3 separate regions of the Homo sapiens genome follow, and all the other regions are linked to region 1. Evidence: chromatin contacts called from ENCODE Hi-C or POLR2A ChIA-PET data. All regions are on one chromosome and are shown on one strand. The core of a region is the stretch at or near the end of the contact, and the rest is flanking DNA. Distances in the headings are between cores, read along the strand shown. Region 1 overlaps FANCA (FA complementation group A). Region 2 holds the start of DEF8 (differentially expressed in FDCP 8 homolog). Region 3 has its middle 24 kb from the start of DBNDD1.

Region 1 (2,831 bases), core at 326-2,825:
CAGTTCTCCTGCCTTAGCTTCCCAAGTTGCTGGGATTACAGGCACGTGCCACCATACCCGGCTAATTGTTTTGTATGTTTTTTAGTAGAGATAGGGTTTCACCATGTTGGCCAGGCTGTTTTCGAACTCCTGACCTCAAGTGATCCACCCGCCTTGGCCTCCCAAAGTGCTGGGATTACAGGCGTGAGCCGCTGGTGCCCGGCCCAGACAAAGGAATTTAAAGATGAGCATTGGAAACCCTGAATGTCAAAAGTAAAGGTGAAATGGCACTGCAAACCAGTGTTGTCCTTTTATAGGATTTTAATGAACGTCTCGTGTATAAAATAGTGGTTTTCAGGCTGGGCGTGGTGGCTCATGCCTGTAATCCCAACACTTTGGGAGGCCGAGGCGGGCAGATCATGAGGTCAAGAGATCGAGACCAGCCTGGCCAACATGGTGAAACCTGGTCTCTACTAAAAATACAAAAATTAGCCAGGCGTGGTGGCGCACGCCTGTAATCCCAGCTACTTGGGAGGCTGAGGCAGGAGAATCGCTTGAACCAGGGAGGCAAAGGTTGCAGTGAGCCGAGACTGCACCACTGCACTCCAGCCTGGGCAACAGAGCGAGACTCCACCTCAAAAAAAAAAAAAAATAAATAAATAATGGTTTTCAACTTCAGGCTTCACATTAGAATCAACTGAGAAGCTTTTGAAACTATAGATTCCTGGCCCCTTTCCAGATAAATTAAGTCAGAATCTGGGAGCAGCCCCTGAGGATCCAGGGTGCACGTATTTCCAGTTATTTCCTCTGAGGAACTTTGTCCCTGGTGCCAAGTTTTTAAAGAAAACATGGAGTTTGAGCTTAGGAGAGGGCAGCGTGGTTCCCACCCAGCATGCTGAGCAGGGACGACAGTCCTTGGAGCAGGCTGGTTATAAACATGGGAGGCTCTCATCTCCTCGGGGGCAGAGATGGACACGGTCACGCAGCACCAATAGTGTGTCTGGCTTGTCCAGTTGGTGTGCATTTTTGGTGGGAACGCCATTCCTGGCAGAGGCCTAGAGATGGGCTGTTTCACTGCCCGGGACCAAACCAGCCCTACCCCTGGGAGGCAGTTTTGTTCCTGCAATTCTGCTTCCAGACATTTAGCTCAAGGAAGCAGTCAGATGGCAGGAAGGTCTGCACATAGGCTCTTCCCTGGAGCACTGTGCACAGCCATGATCGCTGAGGGGCTCTGCACCCTTCCAGGGGCTGGACTGAGGTCCCCTGAACGTGGGGTTGTGTGTTGTGCCCTCCCAGGGGCTGGACTGAGGTCCCCTGAACGTGGGGTTGTGTGTTGTGCCCTCCCAAGGGCTGGACTGAGGTCCCCTAAACGTGGGGTTGTGTGTTGTGCCCTCCCAGGGGCTGGACTGAGGTCCCCTGAACGTGGGGTCGTGTATTGCGCCCTCCCAGGGGCTGGACTGAGGTCCTCTGAATGTGGGGTTGTGTGTGTGGGCTGTTGATGGTCTGTTTCCACCTGAGCATTTGCTCAGCCACTCACAGTGAAACTTGCGCAATGAAGAAACGGCCGGGTCACTCTCTGTTTCAGTTTCAGTTCCTCATGTTCAGATTGTTCTCAGAGGCCCGACAGCCTCTTTCTGAGGAGGACGTAGCCAGCCTTTCCTGGAGACCCTTGCACCTTCCTTCTGCAGACTGGCAGAGAGCTGCCCTCTCTCTCTGGACACACAGAACCTTCCGAGAGGTGTTGAAAGAGGAAGATGTTCACGTAGGTGACCGTTCCTTCTCCTGCATCATGCCACGTCCTGAGTCTAGGGTTTGTGTGTGCTCCTCGGGCAAGAACAGCAGCACGTAGGTGACCGTTCCTTCCCCTGCATCATGCCACGTCCCGAGTCTAGGGTGTGTGTGTGCCGACTGTCTCCTCGTCTCGAGTCTAGGGTGCGTGTGCCGACTGTCTCCTCAGAGGCAAGAACAGCAGCACTTAGATGGTTTGATTGGAATCTTGACTAAAATCGTTGTGGCCTCATGTGCAGCTCTTAAGAAATTATACAGATACTGGGCACGGTGCTCACACCTGTGATCCCAGCACTGTGGGAGGCCAAGGCGGGTTGATCACCTGAACTCAGGAGTTCAAGACCAGCCCGGGCAACATAGTGAAACCCCATCTCTACAAAGAATGCAAAAATTAGCTGGGCACAGTTGTGTGCACCTTTGGTTCCAGCTACTTGGGAGGCTGAGGCAAGAGAAATCACTTGAGCCCAGGAGGTGGAGGTTGCAGTGAGCCAAGATCACGCCACTCTATTCCAGCCAGGATGACACAGCAAGACCCTGTCTCAAAAAAATATATTAATAAATACAGAGAAACCCTGCTATACTTTCTCAGTTTCTCCCAACACGAACTTCTTTTTTTATTTTTACTGATATATTTTTTGAGACAACGTCTCGCTGTGCTCAGTGGTGCAGTCTTGGCTCACTGCAGCCTCTGCCTCCTGGGTTCAAGCAATTCTCATGCCTCAGCCTCTCCAGTAGCTGGGACTACAGGCGCCTGCCACCACGCCCGACTAATTTTGGTATCTTTAGTACAGACGGGGTTTCACCATGTTGTCCAGGCTGGTCTTAAACTCCTGGCCTCAAATTACCCACACGCCTTGGCCTCCCAAAATGCTGGAATTACAGGCGTGAGCCATTGCGCCCGAGAACTTGTTTTTTGTTGTTGTTGTTGTTTTGTTTTTTTTTTCTGGTGGAGTCTTACTCTGGGGCACAGTGGCGCAATCTTGGCTCACTGCAGCCTCTGCCTCTCTGGTTCAAGTGATTCTCCTGCCTCAGCCTCCCAAGTAGCTGGGACTACAGGCGCGCAC
Region 2 (2,954 bases), core at 403-2,902, 180 kb before region 1:
AAAAAAAAAAAAAAAATCAGCCCTGATTTAGACTCTGGTTCTCCATTGTCTTGCCTATAAATCAGGGGGAACACCTACTTTCTGGGGTGGATGGAAGGGCTAAGGACTTGTTTATGATGTCAGTGAAGCCAGGAGCCCAGAGCTGCTCAGAACAGACTGGCACTGTCATCACATATGGTGACCAGCCCAGGAAAAAGGTGCAGGAGCTACGCCTGGGGAAGCCGCTGGAAACCTCCTGGTGTTTAAAACATGGCCAGAGGAGCGTCAAGGAAGGCACGCTGGCAGGGACACCTCCGTTCTGCCCAGCAGCTGTACTCTAGGCTACCAGCTCTCCTCCGGGCTGTGAAAAAAGGCATCTTTTATTTGCCTATTTACTGACAGTCAGTGCCAGCCCCAGGCCTGGCGCACGGGCAGGGGATGAATGAGGGGAGGCCGCTGGCCTCGCAGCCTTAGCTTCTGCTCACACAGACCTGGGGATGCCGGCCACAGTGGCCGACTCTGAGCAGAACGCCAGCCTGCCCCTCTCACCAGGCTCACCCCACCAGTTCTGCACCCAGATGTGGGACTTGGCCTCAGAAAGGAGCGGGCAGGAAGTGGAAGAGTGAAAGCAAGAGGTCTGGCCACCCCCTGCCCCTCCTCTAGAGCCCACTGCTCTCATCGGGGAGGACCCCACAACTTAGCAATGAAAGGAAGCCGAAGAAAGCCGGCGGGGTTCCGGGGCACGGAGGGACCCTGGGCCGAAGCTCAGGACACGCGGGATGCACGGACCTGGCCTCCCGCGTCCTGCCCGCGGCGTGACCACCAGGAAGCGGTGTCATCACTGCAGCTGCCACCCCGAGAACCTGAGAAGTCACCCCGGTGTGCGGAGTCAACAGCGTCCTGTCTGCCCATACCTGCATCGCCTGCCAGGGCCCAGGGGCTCGCAGGGACAGGATGGCCATTCCTCTAGGGCTGCTGGCCACGGAAGCCTGGCCGTGGGTTCGGCACCTGCTGCAGGGAGAAGCCACCCCAGCACTGTGCCTCCCCACCCACCACACCCGCGGGAGCTCGCCCGGTCTCCCGGGCTCCTCGGGGGCAGGTCTCTCCCACCCACCCGTTCCACCGAGGGGGAAACTGAGGCTCGGAGCAGCCCAGGGCGGGGGCACGGCCACGCGGGTCCCCTGAGCCGCCCGGGTGCTCCGCACGCAGCTGGTGTGGACGCCGGAGCAGCGGCGGCGTCCCCGGGGTGGGGCGGCCGAGGTCTCGAGGCCCCTGCGCCGGGCGGGCCGCCCTCCCAGCCCCGTCCCCGCCGGCCCCGACCTCGCCGGCCCCGTCCCCGCCGGCCCCGTCCCCGCCGGCCCCGTCCCTCCCAGCCCCGACCCCGCCGACCCCGTCCCCGCCGGCCCCGTCCCTCCCAGCCCCGACCCCGCCGGCCCCGTCCCCGCCGGCCCCGTCCCCGCCGGCCCCGTCCCTCCCAGCCCCGTCCCCGCCGACCCCGTCCCCGCCGGCCCCGTCCCTCCCAGCCCCGACCCCGCCGACCCCGTCCCCGCCGGCCCCGTCCCCGCCGGCCCCGTCCCCGCCGGCCCCGACCCCGCCGGCCCCGCGCCGCTCACCTGACCGCCGCCTCGCATCTGTCTCCCGGCTGCGCTGGATCCGCCCGGCCGCCCCGCTACGCTGGATCCAGCCCCGCGCTCGCTGCTGCCGCCTCCGGCGCGGAGGTTCATGGCACGCGGGTCGCGAGTCTGCGAGCCCCGGAGTCCGCCCGGCTGTTCCGCGGGCCTGACCTGGGGCTGCGCGTCCTGGGTTTCCTCTCATCGCAGAAGGCCTGTGGCTGAAACCCAAACCCCAACACGTTTAAAAAAAATGGGCGGGCGCGGCGGCTCACGCCTGTCATCCCAGCGCTTCGGGAGGCCGAGGCGGGCGGATCGCGAGGTCAGGAGATCGAGACCATCCTGGCTAACACGGTGAAACCCCGTCTCCACTAAAAATACGAAAAATTAGCCGGGCGCGGTGGCGGGCGCCTGTAGTCCCAGCTACGCGGGAGGCTGAGGCGGGAGAACGGCGTGAACCCGGGAGGCGGAGCTCGGAGTGAGCCGAGATCGCACCACTGCACTCCAGCCTGGGCGACAGAGCGAGACTCCGTCTCAAAAAAACAAAAAGGGTGGCTTTTAACACTTTTTTTAACCTCAGTGGTTGAGGAGGAAAAAGGAACAGAGAACCACCGTGTGCAGGTGCCGCCAGCCACCTGCAGGGCCCCGCGGGGGCTTCACGGCTGCAGAGGGAGGGACCCGGCGCGGCTCTACCCTCTTTACACAGGAGGACGCGCCACACTGCGCTCAGGAGGCTGCTCCATGCAGGCGCCGGGCAGCGGGACTTCGGAGGCAGCTGGTGTCCGCGGGCCCTGGCGTTATTCCTGCTTTCCCGTTGTTTACACACAGAGCAGGCCTGCTGCTCCCCGCCCCCGTATCCCTACTCTTAGGCTTCTCGCGTGGAAGATTCAGCTGCCCCCGCTTGTGCCCGCAGGGAGGAGCTGAGGACAGATGAAGGCCAGCATATGCGCCTGGTGCGCTTGCCCTGAGCTCGCGGGCTCAGTTTACCCTCCCTGCAGAAAGGTGTGGTTTTGGCTGCCTCTGGGGCTTGGTCCACTTTGTTCAGTGGGCATGGTGATGACAGTGCCAGTAACTGGAGGCCTCCCAAGTGGGAGCCACACACCACCTTGCAGAGACCAGCTCGGTCGGGGAGACCCTAACCCGGCAGCGCTAGAGGAACTAAAGACACACACACACAGAGATAGAGAGGTGTGGAGTGGGAAATCAGGGGTCTCACAGCCTTCAGAGCTGACAGCCTCGAACAGAGACTTACCCACGTATTTATTAACGGCAAACCAGTGATAAGCATTGTTTCTGTAGATATTAGACTAACTAAAAGTATCCCTTATGGGAAACGAAGGGATGGGCCAAGATAAAGGGATGGGT
Region 3 (2,903 bases), core at 242-2,741, 230 kb before region 1:
TTAAGGTATAATTTATAAACCATAAAATCCACCCATTTTACACACACACATCAACGATTTTTAATAAACTGATCACGTAGTGCAACTATTGCCATAATCTAGTTTTAGGACATTTCCATCATCTCTGTAAGGTACCCTGTGCAATTTATAGTTAACTCCCATTTCCACTTCTGGCAACCACTCACCTCATGTCTGTCCCTACAGATTTGCTATTCTATACATTTTTATTATTATTCTGCACATTTCACATAAATGGGAACATATACTATGTGGCCTTTTGTGCCTGGCTTCTTGCATTTAGATCAGTATTTTCTAGGTTCACCCATGTTGTGGCATGCATCGATACTTTATTCCTTTTTATAGCTGAATGTGACTACAGTATATACCACTTTGGCCATTCACCTGCTGATGGACACTACAGATGCTTCCATCGGAGCAAAACAGACTCATCCCTGCTGAAGGACAATCAGAGTCATCCCCGAGTTATCTCTGCTGAATCATCCCTGCTGAGTCATCCTTGCTGAGGGGCGGTGCTGAGTCATCCCTGCTGAGTCATGTCTGTTGAGGGGCAGTGCTGAGTCATCCCTGCTGAGTCTGCTGAGTCATCCCTGTTGAGGGGCAATGCTGAGTCATCCCTGCTGAGCCATCCCTGCTGAGGGGCAGTGCTGAGTCATCTCTGCAGAGTCATGCCTGTTGAGGGGCGGTGCTGAGTCATCCCTGCTGAGTCATCCCTGCTGAGGGGCAGTGCTGAGTCATCCCTGCTGAGGGGCAGTGCTGAGTCATCCCTGCAGTCATCCCTGTTGAGGGGCAGTGCTGAGTCATCCCTGCTGAGTCATCCCTGTTGAGGGGTGGTGCTGAGTCATCCCTGCTGAGTCATCCCTGCTGAGGGGCAGTACTAAGCCATCCCTGAGTCATGTCTGTTGAGCGGCAGTGCTGAGTCATCCTTGGTGAGGGGCAGTGCTGAGTCATCCTTGCTGTGTCATCGCTGCTAAGGGACACTGCTGAGTCATCCCTGCTGAGTCATCCCTGTTGAGGGGCAGTGCTGAGTCATCCCTGTTGAGGGGCGGTGCTGAGTCATCCCTGCTGAGGGGCAGTACTAAGCCATCCCTGAGTCATGTCTGTTGAGCGGCAGTGCTGAGTCATCCTTGCTGAGGGGCAGTGCTGAGTCATCCTTGCTGTGTCATCACTGCTAAGGGACAGTGCTGAGTCATCCCTGCTGAGTCATCCCTGTTGAGGGGCAGTGCTGAGTCATCCCTGCTGAGGGGCAGTACTGAGTCATCCCTGCTGAGGGGCAGTACTAAGTCATCTCTGCAGAGTCATGCCTGTTGAGGGGCGGTGCTGAGTCATCCCTGCTGAGTCATCCCTGTTGAGGGGCAGTACTAAGCCATCCCTGAGTCATCCCTGTTGAGCGGCAGTGCTGAGTCATCCTTGCTGAGGGGCAGTGCTGAGTCATCCTTGCTGTGTCATCCCTGCTAAGGGACAGTGCTGAGTCATCTCTGCAGAGTCATGCCTGTTGAGGGGCGGTGCTGAGTCATCCCTGCTGAGTCATCCCTGTTGAGAGGCGGTGCTGAGTCATCCCTGCTGAGGGGCAGTACTAAGCCATCCCTGAGTCATGTCTGTTGAGCGGCAGTGCTGAGTCATCCTTGCTGAGGGGCAGTGCTGAGTCATCCTTGCTGTGTCATCCCTGCTAAGGGACAGTGCTGAGTCATCTCTGCTGAGTCATCCCTGTTGAGGGGCAGTGCGGAGTCATCCCTGTTAAGGGGTAGTGCTTAGTAAGCCCTGCTGAGGGGCAGAGTCATCAAAGTCATCTCTGTTGAGGGGTAGTGCTGAGTCATCCCCGTCTATGGGCAGAAGAAAGCAGTCTTGGTAACATTCCAGCTTTTTAACTTTGGTATGTAAACAGACATCTGAAGTCAGCCAGAGGAGAGAACAAAAGGGAGGAAGCACATTTTGTGTCTAAGACAGATGACACCTTTCAGATACCTGCCAGCCAAGACCTCACTCACCATCCTGCAGCAGGCAAACGTACAATCCTGTGTGAATACACGTGACCTGACACTAGGCAGGACACTGTGGGGAGCCAGGGGACGGGTACCACTGGGGGCGCCAAGGCAGCTGGAGGTGATAAGATGCCACAGCAGAATGTTCCAGGGGTGGCAGGAGCCGGCGGGCATAGGTCAGAAGCCGTGGCCAATGGCCACATAACCATGAGGTACTGACGCAGCAAAGAGCTGCGGAGCATGGGTGAAAAGAACAGGCATCTCCCTGGAAAAGTCCCCACTCATTCCTGAGGGTGATCCCGCCTAGGCAGGGAAGTAGGTTTCCTAGCATAGACCAGGATTTCATTGAAAAGAAGAGAGAAAAGCAAACGAGCTTCCTCAGCAGGGAGGGCAAGCCCCAGGCAGAAACGCTGCGGGAAGCATCAGGTTGCCAGATTCTCCCCCTGGGACATTACTGTCAGCTCTGCAGTAAGACTCACTAAGTCTGACTTTAATTAAGACAGAAATTCAAGTGGGTACAAATTAGTTTTGGGGCTAAGAAACTGATCTCTGAGGCCTCTGAACACTCTCAACAGGCGAAAAGTCCTGCAGACAAGGGTGAGCACTGCCAGAACTGAATGAGAACGGCCAGTCACCACCCCCCATGACAAGGAGCAGAGCACACATGGCTCCCACCACGGGGAACAGCACAGCCCGCAGCACTCACCAGGGAAGCCTGGGGTGAGCACTGCCAGCTTCCTCGCCAGGGTGTCCTTATTGAGGCTCTTGTCCAGCTTCAGTGGGCGCAGGTGGACCTTAAAGATGGAGGACCTGCCTTTAATGTAAGGGGGACCTAATGAAAAACAGAGAAAGAAGCATGGGCTCTTGTGCTTTCTGGGTCTTCAGAACAGTCACCCACAACCA

Evidence for each region. A loop is a pair of places that touch in the nucleus more often than their neighbours do. ChIA-PET counts read pairs that join two places held with the same protein, here RNA polymerase II (POLR2A). Pooled maps may share reads with other maps.
Region 2: a map with no recorded cell type shows a loop between it and region 1 (9-fold over the local background). The contact joins the promoter of DEF8 here to the enhancer-like site in region 1. A Hi-C loop is called at or near these places in 1 of 168 maps with a recorded cell type or tissue (upper lobe of right lung), 2 of 37 single-sample maps with no recorded cell type and 3 of 50 pooled maps. POLR2A ChIA-PET finds 5 or more read pairs at or near these places in 1 of 52 experiments (activated B cell).
Region 3: a pooled map shows a loop between it and region 1 (5-fold over the local background). The contact joins two enhancer-like sites. A Hi-C loop is called at or near these places in 3 of 50 pooled maps. POLR2A ChIA-PET finds 5 or more read pairs at or near these places in 2 of 52 experiments (WTC11 and activated CD4-positive, alpha-beta T cell).

The regions. Positions count from the first base shown.
Region 1 is chr16:89,763,800-89,766,630 of GRCh38, reverse strand. FANCA (FA complementation group A) reads left to right here. Exons shown (of 43, transcript NM_000135.4): 28 at 1,565-1,741. Among named protein-coding and RNA genes, the nearest start is that of ZNF276, 44 kb to the right of the region's middle. RefSeq lists enhancers at 1,322-1,391, 1,552-1,661. Within about 2 kb of position 1,575, at least 14 of the 41 ENCODE cell types and tissues checked have a DNase peak (open chromatin) inside an H3K27ac peak, as active enhancers do; they include upper lobe of right lung, where a contact is called at or near this core.
Region 2 is chr16:89,947,453-89,950,406 of GRCh38, reverse strand. DEF8 (differentially expressed in FDCP 8 homolog) reads right to left here and starts at 1,652. Exons shown (of 13, transcript NM_001242818.2): 1 at 1,593-1,652; 2 at 894-990. RefSeq lists a silencer at 1,523-1,622 and an enhancer at 2,303-2,642.
Region 3 is chr16:89,993,697-89,996,599 of GRCh38, reverse strand. It overlaps the pseudogene AFG3L1P. Among named protein-coding and RNA genes, the nearest start is that of DBNDD1, 24 kb to the left of the region's middle. RefSeq lists enhancers at 164-1,145, 128-1,327, 1,442-1,521, 1,625-1,919, 1,146-2,126 and 1 more. Within about 2 kb of position 1,491, at least 21 of the 41 ENCODE cell types and tissues checked have a DNase peak (open chromatin) inside an H3K27ac peak, as active enhancers do.